Regions from separate parts of the Homo sapiens genome. Here region 1 is linked to region 2. A link is a contact called in ENCODE Hi-C or POLR2A ChIA-PET data. All regions are on one chromosome and are shown on one strand. Each heading gives the region's core, a stretch centred on a gene start or an enhancer-like site at or near the end of the contact. The rest is flanking DNA. Distances are from core to core; before and after follow the strand shown. Region 1 has its middle 110 kb from the start of SHH. Region 2 holds the start of SHH (sonic hedgehog signaling molecule).

What was found. Hi-C counts contacts between places; a loop is a spot of excess contacts on that map. ChIA-PET counts read pairs that join two places held with the same protein, here RNA polymerase II (POLR2A). Pooled maps may share reads with other maps.
Region 1: a map of Calu3 shows a loop between it and region 2 (6-fold over the local background). The contact joins the enhancer-like site here to the promoter of SHH in region 2. A Hi-C loop is called at or near these places in 1 of 168 maps with a recorded cell type or tissue (Calu3) and 1 of 50 pooled maps. POLR2A ChIA-PET finds 5 or more read pairs at or near these places in 1 of 52 experiments (MCF 10A).

What each region holds. Positions count from the first base shown.
Region 1 is chr7:155,918,469-155,925,470 of GRCh38, forward strand. No RefSeq gene overlaps it. Among named protein-coding and RNA genes, the nearest start is that of SHH, 110 kb to the left of the region's middle. Within about 2 kb of position 3,668, at least 7 of the 41 ENCODE cell types and tissues checked have a DNase peak (open chromatin) inside an H3K27ac peak, as active enhancers do.
Region 2 is chr7:155,808,359-155,815,114 of GRCh38, forward strand. SHH (sonic hedgehog signaling molecule) reads right to left here and starts at 4,105. Exons shown (of 3, transcript NM_000193.4): 1 at 3,465-4,105. The coding sequence starts at 3,764. RefSeq lists an enhancer at 6,405-6,756.

The sequences.
Region 1 (7,002 bases), core at 2,418-4,917, 110 kb after region 2:
GTGTGTTTGTGTGTGTGTGTAACTGTGTGTGTGGAGCTTATATCTGTGTTTGTATATGTGTGTGTGGTGTGTTGTGTGCGCATTTTGTGCACCTGTGTTGTATGTATATGTGTGTGGTTTGTGTGTGTATATGTATGTGTGATGCGTGTGAATATATGCGTGTGGTATGTTTTTGGGTGGTGTGTTTGTGTGTGTGTATTTTGTGTGCATGTGTGTATATGTGTGTGGTGTGTTTGTACATTTTTGTGAGTGGTGTGTGGATATATGTGTGGTGCATTTTTGTGTGCATTTTGTGTGTATGGTTTGCATGTGTGTGGTGTGTTTGTGTGTGCATTTTGTGCGTGTGTGCATTTTGTGTGTTTGTGTGTGCATTTTGTGTGTGTGTCTGTGTGTGTATTTTGTGTGTGTCTGTGTGTGGTGTGTTTGTGTGTGCATTTTGCATGTGTTTGTAGTGTGTTTGTGTGTGTGTTTGTGTGTGCATGGTGTGTGGCATGTGTGCATGTGTGTTTGAGTGTGCATTGTGTGTAGTGTGTGTGTTTCTGCATGCATTGTGTGTGTGGTGTGTGTTTGTGTGTGCATTGTGTGTTTTTTTTGGTGCATGTGTGTGTGCGTGTGTGTGTGTGTGTGTGTGTGTGTAGCACTGGCCACGCCGGATACTGAACTATGCATTGAGGATGCAAACGTGATCTCAGAGGAGCTGGTGAGATCACTGGGCCCCGGGGTGTACAGTCATGCACCAGACAGCAGCACGCGGTGGCTCTGAGTTCCAAGATAAACACACGAGGCTTTAGAGGAGAAAGGTCACCACGGCTTGGCGTGTTCCAGGAAAACTTTGTGGGAGGGAGTCAAAGGCGCCAGTGACCACTGACTGCCTTGGGCAGGGTCCCGCGGGAGATGGAGTGTCACTCAGGGCTAAGAGTTTAGGGTGGGGGGCCCTGCAGAGGCCAGCATGGGACCCTCCAAGCCCCTGTGGGATGTGGGAGCAGCAGGGTGGAGGGCAGGAGCCAAGTCTGGATGGGGTTATCAGGGTCATAGGGCCTGGCAAGGACGGGGTCATAGGGCCTGGCGAGGGCAGCGATGGATGTGGGGCTGTGCTGCTGAGGCTGCAGCCACCGCCACAGGGCCGCTGTGATCGTGGCCTCCCCACCCCCAGGGTCCTGCCTGTGTCCCCAGTGGCCAGCCCCACATAGCAGCCTGAGGGCCTGGGTGCAGGCTCGGGGCAGGAGAGGCTGGGAGAGCAGGTCTCGCCCCTGCAGACTGGGGTATCACCTTAGAGGGGGCAGCAGCTCCCAGCCAGGAGGCGGCAGCAGGGGTGGGCCTCAGGGCTTTGGTGAAAACCCCCCGGAAAAGGATTCCTGGAACCTGAGACAGTCCCAGAAGCGTTGCTCAGGCCTCCCCCTGCCGTCCTGCTCCATCCATGGGTGTGGGGTCTGTGTCATTCTTTATTTGGTGATGACTTTCCAGGGATGCGTTGCAATAAAAATGAACCTGAATGTAACAAAACATCCTGAATCCAGGCCTGAGGTGGGGGTGGAAGAACTCCCCTAACTTTGATCTCATGCTGCTTATTTTTGTCTGAGGATCTGAGACCCTTGAGAGAAAAATTTCCTGGTAGGGTGTCGTCCAGACCTAGTTTCCCTTTCTCTTCAAAATTGTGCTTCATCTTGTGAAGGCTGCACTATGCTGTCCGCGGCACGCTCCACCTGCCTGAGAGAAGACAAATGCCCAGGCGGGGCTGAGGGATGCTTTGCTTGTTCAGGACTGAGGGGCCACAGAGACGTGTGGCCATCGGGGTTCAGCCAGGGGAGTCGCGGTGTGGGCTAGGGCTGCTGGGGGGGACCCGGTGCCCTGATGGCCCAGTGTGGTCCTGCTCCAGTGCAGGTGGAGAAGCCACCCTCCCCAGGGGCATTGTTCACATAGGATGCCTTCATGGTCAAAAGATGCCTGGGTCATATCACCAGGTGCCCCCCATCACCAGGTCATACCACGTAGGATGCCCTCATGGTCGAAAGATGCCCTGGTCATATCAGCAGGTGCCCCCTCCACCTGGGAAGCTCCAGGAGCTCTACTGCATTCTTTAGGAGAGCCAAGCGTGTAAATTTACCTGCTTCAATCACATCAGCGTTTTAGAAACCAGGATATGTGGAGATGCAGCTCACTTAGCTTCATGGAGCTTTGGTGTCTGCCCCCGTGCCTGCCCGGGCCTTGCATAGAGTAGGGCATCAACAACGAGGTCTGGAAAGAAGGATGAGTAGAGCTTTGGCGGGGCGGGGGTAGGGGGAAGCTGAGGGGGCTGGGAGGAGGGGCATCTGTTCTCCGAGAAAAGACCAGGCCTAACTCCAGTTGCTGGACTTCCTTCCAGAGCACAAATCGAAGCGGATAGTGGTGCACAGAAGGAGCTGATGCTGGGTGGGGGCAGACCCCACGCTTCTTCCCGGGATCTGAGGCCGTAGTGGCCCCAGAGCAGCTTGGACTTGCGGCCCCTGAGGGACCCTTTGTGCAGCGTGGCATGAACAGCATGGATGGTACCAACAGCCCATTGTGTCAAGGAAGAAGCCAACAGATAGCCCTGCAAGGGGCAGCTTTTAGGTTGGTGGGGACCCACTGAGCCAGCTGCAGCTTTTAGGTTGGTGGGTACCTGCCTGTAGCCACCCCTCACTGAGCTCTACACCTCAGCTGCACCTGCTATGGTGTATGAGACCCTGGGCTCAGAGCAGGGAGGGACATGGCCCGTTGGTTTCCAAACCCAGCTGCCTGTGCATCCATCACCAGGAACTGGGAACAGCATTCCAGCTGCTGATTCTGGGCCCTGCCAGTCTGAAGTGGGGCCTGGCCATCAGCATTAGAAATGGGAGTCCCGGGCAATTGTGATGCAGTTGGTTCACGGACTGCGACTTGGGGAGCCACTAAACTCATCCAACAATCTCATCTCATGCGTGGAAAAACTGAGGCTTGGAGCAGTTGAGTGATTTGTACAAAGCTGTGCACCCAAATGCTGCCTGCCCTGTGTGTGCTCTGTCCACCGCCCCTTAATCCTTGTGGCCAGTGCCACCTGGGGCAGCTTTGAGTTTCCATATGCATGGCCTGGGCATTGCAGGAGGCCATTGGGTAGATGAAGCTGGTGCTTTAGAGGCCTCACCCATTTCATGATTTGTCCCAGGTCCCCGGTGGGTGAGGGTCAGACTCAGAGTCTGACTCCAGACGGTCGGGCTCACCACCTGTTGAATTCACTGGCTAGCTACGGGACGTCGGGTACCCTCAGCTGCACCCAGTGGTCCTCCTGAGAAACCCAGAAAGCCTGTGATCATTGCAGTGCCCAGGGAGGCCTCCTCTGGTTGTTTTGCTGGCTGGGGCTGTTTGTCTCACGGTGGGTCCGCCCGTGGTCGCTGCGGCTGCCATTGGGGGTCCTGCAGGCCCCATGGGCTCCATTTGGAAGCACTTGTTGTTTTCTAGGCCCGACACCTGGTATCTGTGTGCACTGCGGTGGCCAGAAGCCGTGGAAGGAGAAGATATGGTGAGATGGCGGATCTATGCAGTTTTGTTCTTTCTTGGGTCTGAAATTTGGGCAAAAGGACTCTTAGAGGCGTTGGAGCTAAGAACAGCCAGGCTTGCAAGGCCGCTGGGTGGGCCTCCCTCTGTGATTCACCAGCGTCTCCCTGGCTCTGTGTGAAGCAGCCAAACCGGTTTTCTTCCCTGGCCGCACCACGCTGACTCCCTCTGGGCCTTGCTCCTGGTGACGGGGGCCCTCCCTGGCCAGCTCAGCCCTCCTGCAGGGGCTCCCAGGGCCCTTTCCTCCGGGAGCGTTCCTCGGTTCAGCGGGGCCTCATTCATGCAGTCACTCAGCTGTGTGTCCAAAAATGCCTGTGGGGCGCTCCCTACATACCAGCGTTGAGGCTCTGGGCACAGGACAGGAATCAAATCCCCGACCTCACGAGGCTGCTACTGCTGCTTCCCGATCCCAGCTCTGAAAGACGGGCTCTGCAGCCCGACAGGGCATTGTGCAGCGCCTGTCCGTCACCATCCTTCACATAGGCTGGTCTTCACTGCCCAGCCGGAGCACCAGCCAGGGAAGACGGGGACCCCGCCTCTGGCATTTGTGATGGCCTGGCAGGTGCTTATGGGGAATGGGTGGAGAGAGTTGGCTAAGCCTGATATGAAACCTCTCTCTCTTTAAAAAATCGATATGACTTCATACCTTACCACACGCACGTATTAGTAAGTATTGGGAAAGAGTGAAAACAGAAGTCTTTATTTTTTAATGGGACATGATTAAACTTTAATGGCCAGTGACCTCATGAAATGAATGCCATGCAATGCCATTTACTCATCTAGGCTTGTGCATACCTTCTGGGTATTAGAAAATTACATAATTAAGTATAGATTACCACAGACGTGTCATTATGCATTTTATTATTCTTTAGAGACTTAATAGTAATACTCTGTATTTATATGTGCTTTTCATCATGTTATCTCCAATCGCTTTACAAATATTATCTCATTAATCCTTTGCAACTGTTCTGTGAATGTCTCTATTTAATAGATTAAAAGCCGCAACCTGAAGCGATTAAGTGACAAGTTGAACATCCCATTCTTCACTATGCTACAAAGGCAAGAAGGCAGGCTCACTGCCCTTTCCACCTAGAGAGGACATCTTCTTTTTTCCTTTTTTTTTTTTTTGAGATGGAGTCTCACTCTTGTCACCCAGGCTGGAGTGCGGTGGCTCGATCTCAGCTCACTACAACCTCTGCCTAGTGGGGGTTCAAGTGATTCTCCTGCCTCAGCCTCCTGAGTAGCTGGGATTACAGGCAGGCACCACCACACCCAGTTAATCTTTGTACTTTTAGTAGAGATGGGGTTTCACCATGTTGGCCAGGCTGGTCTCAAACTCCTGACGTCAGGCTATCCACCCACCTTGGGCTCCCAAAGTGTTGGGATTACAGGCGTGAGCCACCATGCCTGGCTGACATCTTCTAATTATTTGAGAACTGAAGCTAAAATCTTGTTTCCCAAGCTCACGTGAACATCAGTAGAAATAAAACTGTACATCGTAGAGTAATCAGGGTTGCAGATTTTCTGTGCCACCCCCATGCTGAGAGGCTTTTCTTTGCATTTGAGTTCTAAGAGAAAACTGTAGTTCCAAAGAGAAGCAATTCTTTAAATGTCCTAATCCAGTGGTGGGAGATTGGCAGTGTGGGCTTGGATCACTCACAAGCACATTTGCTGTGTGTCTGTGCTGTGCTCGTGTTTGTGGATGGCGGCTGCGATGCCCGGGCAGGCTGGTACTCACGGACATCGAGACCAATCCCTGAGCTCCTCCTGGAGATGAGTGTCATTGGGAAGGTTTAGGCCTCATTTCTTGAGGGTTTGTGTGCTTCAAGCTCACCATCTTCATTCCTCGTAACAAACCCCGCGGGGCAGCTGCAATGCTCCCCATTCTACAGATCAGACAGCACAGGCTGGAAACACGAGGTGATTTGCCGAAAAAGTCACACCACGGGCAGGCAGTGGAACAATGAGGGCCATGCTCGTCTGGTGGATCCCAAGTCCCAGGCAGCCTCTAAGAAGAGAAGGGCCCTGAGGTTTAAATTAATTAGAAAACATGCAAACATTGACTCATTTAGAAAAGGGCTTTTTCTTCTGAAAAAGTGAAACATTTTCTATCAAGTTAATAAGATAGGATATTAGGCAGAATAAAGGTTTTCATTTTCATGAAACATTCCAGCTTGGTTAAAAAAATTACTAGGATCTTTGTTCTTGGGAATATTCTTGAATTTCTTCCACTTTGTTTTGTTTTGTTTTGTTTTGTTTTGTTTTTTGTTGCCCAGGCTGGAGTGTAGCTGTGTGATCATGGCTCACTACAGCCTTGACCTCCTGGGCTCAAGCAATCCTCCTGCCTCAACCTCCTGAGTGGCTGGGACCACAGGCACACGCTGTCAACTTTCCACATCTGATGTGGTTTGAATCTGTGTTCCTTCCGCAAGTGTCATGTCAAATTGTAATCTCCAGTGTTGGAGGTGGGCCTAGTGGGGTGAGGGTCATGGGGGTGGATTTCCTTCTCCGTGCAGTTCTTGCGATAGTGAGTTCTCGTGAGATCTGTCTGTTTAAGAGTGTGTAGCACTCTCCCCCCTTCTTTCTCACTCCTGCATTTGCCATGTAAGATGCCTGCTCCCCCTTCCCCTCTGCCATGAATAAGAGCTCCTTGAGGCCGCTCTAGAAGCAGAAGCCCCCGTACAGTCTGCAGAACTGTGAGCCAATTAAACCTCTTTTCTTATAAATCACTCAGTCTCAGGTTTTTTTTTTTTTTTTTTTTTTTTTTTCCGGAATCCCGCTCTGTTGTCAGGCTAGAGTGCAGTGGCGTGATCTCTGCTCACTGCAACCTCCGCCCCCTGGGTTCAAGCAATTCTCGTGCCTCAGCCTCCCAATTAACTGGGACTACAGGCATGTCACCACGCCCAGCTAATATTTGTATTTTTAGTAGAGATGCAGTTTCACCATGTTGGCCAGGATGGTCTCGATCTCTTGACCTTGTGATCCACCCGCCTCGGCCTCCCAAAGTGCTGGGATTACAGGTGTGAGCCACCGTGCCTGGCCCCGGTGTTGTTTTATAGCAACGCAAGAATGGCCTAATACAACATCCTAAAATGGCTCTTGGTGAACACTCATGTCACAGAAGTTCAGAAGGGCCGTTGGCATCTAACCAAGCATTTCCCAAGTTATTTTCCTGAACAACCTCATCCTCTATAAACCCAATAGCCCAGGACAAATGGCAATCGGAAGTCAAAACCCTGGGCTGCGAACTGAAACCCTGGTGCATGGTAAGCATGCATTAATGATTCAAAATAAATAAATGAGATACTGGGGATTCTTAGTAGTCCAAAAGGCATGTTTTCTACCTAAATATTTCTTGTTGATTCTCTTCAGCTTTCCTGTCATGAAAATGGGTGAGAGCCTAGGGTTACTGAGTTAATCTCACTGGGGTTTGTAAATTATATCCGACCCTGG
Region 2 (6,756 bases), core at 2,855-5,354:
GGGCTGTGCCGAAGAAGCTTTAAACAGCTTCCCAGGAGGGCAGCCAGGGAGAGGGCGGCAGGGTGAGGATGACCTGGCCCCCAGCTCTGTGAGCTGCGCCACTTGGGCAGGCATGGAGGACCCCGGGCAGGGAGACCCGGGTCCAGCCGGGCCGCGACGGGAGGTGGCTGCGCGAGTGAGGGGCGGAGGCCGAGGGTTGCTGGAGTTGGCGCCCCCGCCCCTTGCGCCCTCCTCCGGCCCGGGCTCCGCGCGGCCTCGGCTGGCGGCCTCTCCTCCGCCCGCGCTGGGCGGGATTGTCGCAGGCAAAGCCGGGAAGCCCAGGCCGGTTATTAATTCATTGGGTCGTGTGCCGCGAATCAAGCCCGACTCTGTGCAGCCACCGTGAAGCCCAGCAGGGCCGCCGGGGCCGGGCTTTGTGTCGGCGGAGGCCAAGTTGTTCCCCACGCCTGAGCTCCCGCCTACCTCCCTGATCTGCGAGCCGCGCCGGCGAGTGTCACCGCCAGCAGCCGGTGGGCTTCCCCCAGCGCGGGGGCGGGGGCGTCCCAGCTTCAAGACAGCCCCAGCCCCTAAACGCACCTCTCTCCACTGTCCTTTCCCCCAAGCTTGGTGGAACAGCCCCTCCCCAACCCCATACCTGAGCGTCTTTCCTGGCGGCCCCAGAGCGCACATTAAATCTATTTAGTGTAGCGGCTCGGGACCCCACTCCAGGCTTCAGATCCGGCCCTCTGGCCTCCTGCCCCTTAGGAGCCCCCTGGCCGCCAGCACCCTCGCCTGGCACCTAGGCCCGCGCGGGGAGAGCGTGTCTGTCTGCGCTTTCCTCTCCCGGGTTAATATTAACCGGCAGCTCCTGCGTTCCGGAACTGCTCCGAAAGTTCCACTGGGGACGATCTCGCCATGGTTGAGGGACTTGGGCGGCAGTCACATTAGAGACCCAGAGACAGGGAGGGAGACAGAAGAAGAGGGTCACGCACCTGGGGCAGAGCCTAGGTGGTTATTTAAAATGAGGGCGGCCGAGCAGGCTCCCCAAACCTCCCGCCGGCCTGGGGCTCCCCTGCCGCCTCCTGCACCCCGCCCCTGCCCTCAGCACCCGAGCCTCCGCCTTCCCCATCCCTTCCTCCCCCACCCTTAACTCCTGGAATCGGGAGAAGGAAGGTAGGGGAGGGATCAACCGGGGATACCTCACAGACTGCCAGCCCCTACCCCCCTCGGTTTTAGGGGACCTTTGTGGGGTCTGCCTGATAATCCCGGCCTGGCTCTCCTCACCCAACCCCCACTTGGGCCGTCCTTCCCCCTCCTTTTGTGTTGGGAACGGGAATAGCCACTGCCCAAGGAAAAAAGTATTTGTTTTCGTTTCGTTCGTCTGAGGGAAGTTGACAGAAGGTCAGAAGTTCAAATGCTGCCTGTGCGCGCGGCGGCGAGAGTGGCCGGGCGCGGGGCCGCTGGGCCCTGCGTCCCCCGGCAGGGCGGACGGGGGTCGGGGGGAGGCCCCCGGGCTGGGGGCTCCGGCTGGGACGCGGAGGCCTAGAGGCCAGGCAGGCGGCGGACTGGGGATGGGGGCGCGTCCCAGGGCAGGCCGGCGGAGCCCGCGATGCGCCCCGGCCCCTGCGCGGGCGCCCCCATCTCCGCGCCCCCGCCGCCGGGGACACTACAGCGAGCCCGGCGCTGCTGTTAGCTCCTGCGGTGCCTGCGCTCCCGCGCGTGGAGCAGCAGAGCCCGGCGGCTCCAGCCCAGCCCCTCGCGCACTGAAACCCTAGCCGCGGGGGATCGATAACCCGGGAGTAAGTGGGGCTGCAGGCGTCTGCCTCGCTGCGCGGCTCTGTGCGCTTGCAGCTTTGCAGCAGGGCTGCAAGGCCCAAGCCCTGGGAAGGTGTGCGAGCCCAGGACCCCTTCTGCGGTATTGGCCTCCCGCAGAGCAGGGCAGAAGCTGACCCACTCTGGCTCTGGGACCTCGGGTATCCACGCCCCCGCCGCTCTCTCCGCAGTGCCTCCCTCCTCTCGGGTTCCGAGGGACCCTGGCAAGGCCCCTCCTCCGCGGGGAGTGAGGGTGACGAGAGGATGGGCGCCTCGGGCTAGCCGGAGAACTCCCTCCAGCCAGCTGCACGCAACGGGCACCCCATGGCCCGTGCAGAGTTAATTGTGGATCGCGCTGCTGTCTGGCACTGGCGCGCGCGTCCACACTCGCGGTCCAGATTTAAGGTGGTCGGGAGCAGATGAGGGAGAGCAAGGAAATCAGGACCATTTCCCATTCCTCTCCCTTCCGACAGCTGGAGCAGGCTACCTTGCCTGCCCCTCGCCTTTCTCGGCCTCAAGCAAGCCTGGGAATCGGGTCGGGAAGCAGGGCGGCACGGAGGTAGCTCCTCTCTCTCTGCCGTCAGTACCCTCCCCCTGCACTTGCGCCCCACCAGCGCCACTCCATCAGCCGCTGTACGCACCTAGCCCTAAAGGTAGGACTTGAATATTTTAATAGGGCAATAAAAAGGATGTTGACCTATATTTGCAAGGAAACCCATTTCTGGCTTCAGTTATACGTGCATGGAGTTTCAGAAAGTCTAGAATTGGCTGGGAGATTGGCAGCTCAGAAATCTCAAAGGAGGTGGGGAGAGAGAGAGGAATTCATATTTTGCTTAGCTTCCCCTCCCCCCACACTAATATTTATTCGCTCTTAATTCTTATGCAAGCAGGTTGAAAACTAAAGTGATGCAATGCCAATAAGTTCTAAGTCCCTCCCCTAAGGTACCTCGGGCTTGGAAGAACGAAAGAGCATCCTTAAAGAAATATCAATACATTCACACTCTGATGGGCACAATTGCGGACACGCAATCGCAAAGCCAGCTCTGCGATACAGCCAGCCACCCAGGGACGGGCGGAGTCTCCCCTGGAGCCCCTGCCTTTTGTCAGAACCGCCTCCTGGCTTTTCCAGTTGAGAATTCTTTGGTGGGGAGGTGCAGGGTGGGGGTAGTGGTGGGAAAGAAAACCACAGAGGCAACGGGAAACGTGGGGGCTCTGAGCTCCAATGCCCAAGGCTACGTTCGTTCGTTCGTACAGTACCAGGAGACCACTTCATGTTTGTGGGAGGGGGATTCCCAGCCTCTCCTTCCATTTCCACTCCTGACTTGGAAAGGGCCGACGCCCCCAAAGTGAAGGTCTCCCCAAGTTACAAGCCAGGGCAGAGGTAGGATGGGGAAGGCCATTGTAGCAAGACTCATCAAATCAGGGCCATAATGAACCACGTCTGTTACCGTCCTCACCCCCACCACACCCTAAACTTCTCCAGCTGGACCCTTGACCTCCATTCTCCTCCAGGAAGAGGAAGAGATGGGGGGCGGGCAGGTGGGTGGGGAAGGAGCGGGTGAAATCACCTTCCTATCTGCCCGAAGAGCAAACAGAGTTAAGTCTGGAAGTGTTCGGCTTCTCGTAACCCCCTGGAAAGCCACACATTCCACGCCCCGGCGCTGGGTTCCTACCTGAGTCATCAGCCTGTCCGCTCCGGTGTTTTCTTCATCCTTAAATATGATGTCGGGGTTGTAATTGGGGGTGAGTTCCTTAAATCGCTCGGAGTTTCTGGAGATCTTCCCTTCATACCTTCCGCTGGCGCCTAGGGTCTTCTCGGCCACATTGGGGATAAACTGCTTGTAGGCTAAAGGGGTCAGCTTTTTGGGGTGCCTCCTCTTCCCGAACCCCCTGCCCGGTCCGCACGCCAGTCCCGAGCATACCAGCAGCGAGGAGACGAGGACTAGCAGCAGACATCTCGCCAGCAGCAGCATCTCGCCCATGGAACTGATGACTTCCGAGCTGTCCCCGTGCGGGTCCGTGCGCGAGTGCGCGCGGCGGGTGTGTGCGTGTGCGCTCTCTCTTGCGCTTTCCCTTCCTCGCTCCGGCTCGCCCGCTCGCTCTCTCCCTCGCTGGCTGCCTCGCTCTTTCTCTTCCTATATAACCTTGCCCGCCGCGGCTGCGGGGGACTCTCCACCGCTCCCCACCCAGACAGGGGCTGGAATGGCAGGCTGCCGGCCGCTGATAACGGAACACATCGGAGTTGGGTCGCGAGACAGCAATCAAAAGACAAAAAGAGTCTGATTTTAAATGGTAGCAAGCCTGGAGAGCTTGTGAGAGAGGCTGCCTTTAGCACTATATTATAGCTGCCAGGGGCGCATCTGATTGGCCAAAGCCGCACAAGCTTGTCTTCTGATGTTAACCCTGAAGAAGACTACGTTTTTTTTTTCTGTTGCTGCTGTTGCTTTATTTTCACCTGAAGGATTCGAGTTAAAAAAAAAAAAATCTTTCCTAAGATAAAGGTGGGCGGGAGGGAGGAGCGCATGTCTTGTGGTAACAGCAGTTACTCCCGGCTTTGTGTACATCCTTGCGTTTCCCCCTGACTTTCCCTGGAATGGTAGGTGCTTCAGTTAAAACCAACTTAAGTTTTTAAAGGACAGTTTAAACCCCCGCAAGCTTCAGTCATCAAGCACAGAGTCGCTCACACATTTGAGGGGCACAGCTGCCCAGCTGTTATTTAATTTTTCTTCCCCAGGGACTTTATAGTGCAGGCTGGCTCTCCCTGCATTTTGAAGAAAGAGGACTGAGCCCCTCCTGAAGACTCAGCCTCTGTGGACCGAGGATAATTATGAGTGACCATAACTTAAAGCACTGGTATTTGAAATGCTTTAAGTGCCTTAGAAAAATGTAAAAATACTGCTCTTTTATTGTGCTTCAATTAATACATTTTTTTTTTTGTAGAGCTCTGCAAATGGGATGGAGGCGTGCTCAAGGGCAGTTACAGAGTGAACTGCGGGCGTCAGGGTGGATGGGCAAAGCAGGTCTGGGGGCTGCACCCCAGCACAGGGGAGAGAGTGGGGGCCAGTGTGTGCGCTGGGTGTGTGGAGGCCATTGCAGGGTGTTGGGGGGGGGGCAGGCGAGTGGGCGAAGCTGTGCTCACACAACCCCCACGATCGATCAGAGCAAAGTGCAGAGCCAGGGGTGAGCTGAATGTGGAATTCAGGCTCCTTGCAAAGCTGGCCTTGTGTGGGGGCTCAGCAGGCCAGCAGTCTTCAGGCACAGGAGCCACCAGTCCTAGGGGCTGCAGCCCAAGGGGTCAGGGGCCCTGGGGGAACAGTGTTCTGGTTAACGAGGGGCTTCCTAGAAAGAGGGCACAGTGCCCAGGAGGTGGCAATCTTTGAGTCTATAATCACCTCACTTTTTGCAGAAAAAGGAAAAAAACTCAAAAGTCCTAAGTAAACCAGGAAAATAAAATTTGAAGCTCCCTCTCAACCCTGCTTTTCTTTTTTTTTTTAAAAAAAAAAAAACAGATCATGCCCTTCCCCTTCTCAATCGCCATCCCACTCATGTGCAATGATTCCTCTAGCATAGGATTAGAGAGTGAGGGTTATTTACGTGGAGGGGAAATCCTGACCCTGAGGAGTCATCAGATGCTGCAAATGTGGCCCTGTGAAGTTAAACACTCTCCCTTGACCCCGGGCCCTTGGAGTGGAGGGGGAGAGGACCCCTGTGAAGCTCAGCCCTCAAACGATGGAAGTTTCCAGAAGTTCCCTTTGCAGATCAACTTTTTGTGTGTGTGGTGGGGGAGAGAAGGAGAGGAGCATCTTAGGACACATCTGTCTTGGGCATGAGAGGCTGAGCGTTAACAAGACTCGGTGGCCTGGGTGCCTTTGGGGAGGTTGACCCGGGCTCCCCTTCCCGCCTCTCTTTCTTGTTCCTTTCCATGGTTTGTGACGAATCGTGATCCCTGGAGGAGAGCACCGTGGGGGAGCAGCGTCCACTTGACCAGGCCCCGGCAGCCTCCACTGAGCGGAGCTGGAGCTCAGCTGAGCCCAGGGATTCTCCAGGCGGTGTGTCTGCGCTGCCTGTCCCGTTCCCAGTAAAAACAGACACAAAACAGGACCCGTGTTCTCTCCAGAGGAGGCCGGCCTGTTTGATGTGTCTACCTGCACAGCATGTGGATGTCACATCACTGGGTGGTGCCTGGGCTGGACCAGCGACCTGGCCCAGTGGGACATTTGCAAACTTTTGACTGCCCTGCCTTCCACCCTTGGCATCTCCTCTTGCCCCAGTCCCTCCTCCTCCCCCTGTCTTTCCCCGCTACTTACTCCCTTCCAAATGCAGGCAGAAGGCCCCCCACACGGGTTGCCACCCTGGGGCCTGAGAGATTGGGTGTGCAGCCCTGCCGGGAGGTGGCATGTGCACACAGCTCACCTCTGCAAGGGGCAGGGTGGGTGGGGTGTGCTTTTGGAAGCAAAAGCCTGAGCTGCACAGAGTTCCTTGTGGGCACAGCTGGACGTGGGGTGCCCCCAGGTGCGGTCAGCTCCCTCTTAGCAGAGCGCAGGGAGAAGACGTGGCTTGGCATTGAGCTTGGGTGACTCAGGGCATTTCCTGAAACCTCCCTGCCCTAAGGGATGGCGTGAGGCCCCCTCCCTCCCCTCCATCTCCAGACAGCCCTAGACACCCTGGAGAGCACCTCAGGGGCCGCCCCCCTTGTAGACTGGCCGATCCTCCAGAGTGAAATAATGATGGGCCAGAAAGCCTGCCCCCACGCCTAAGTTCAGAGGGCCTGCCCCCTGCATGGGTTGAGGGGAGCTCGGCGCAGAAAGCAATCCCAGTTATAGACCAGGCTGCTGACTGAGCCCCCCAGAGAAGCTGCTGCTCTGCCCTCCCGCCCTTCACTCCCTGTCCTTCCATCCCACCTGCTCCCCACGGCCCAGCACTGCCTTCCCCTCCAGAGGCCAGGTGGCTCTATCTCTTTGCCTT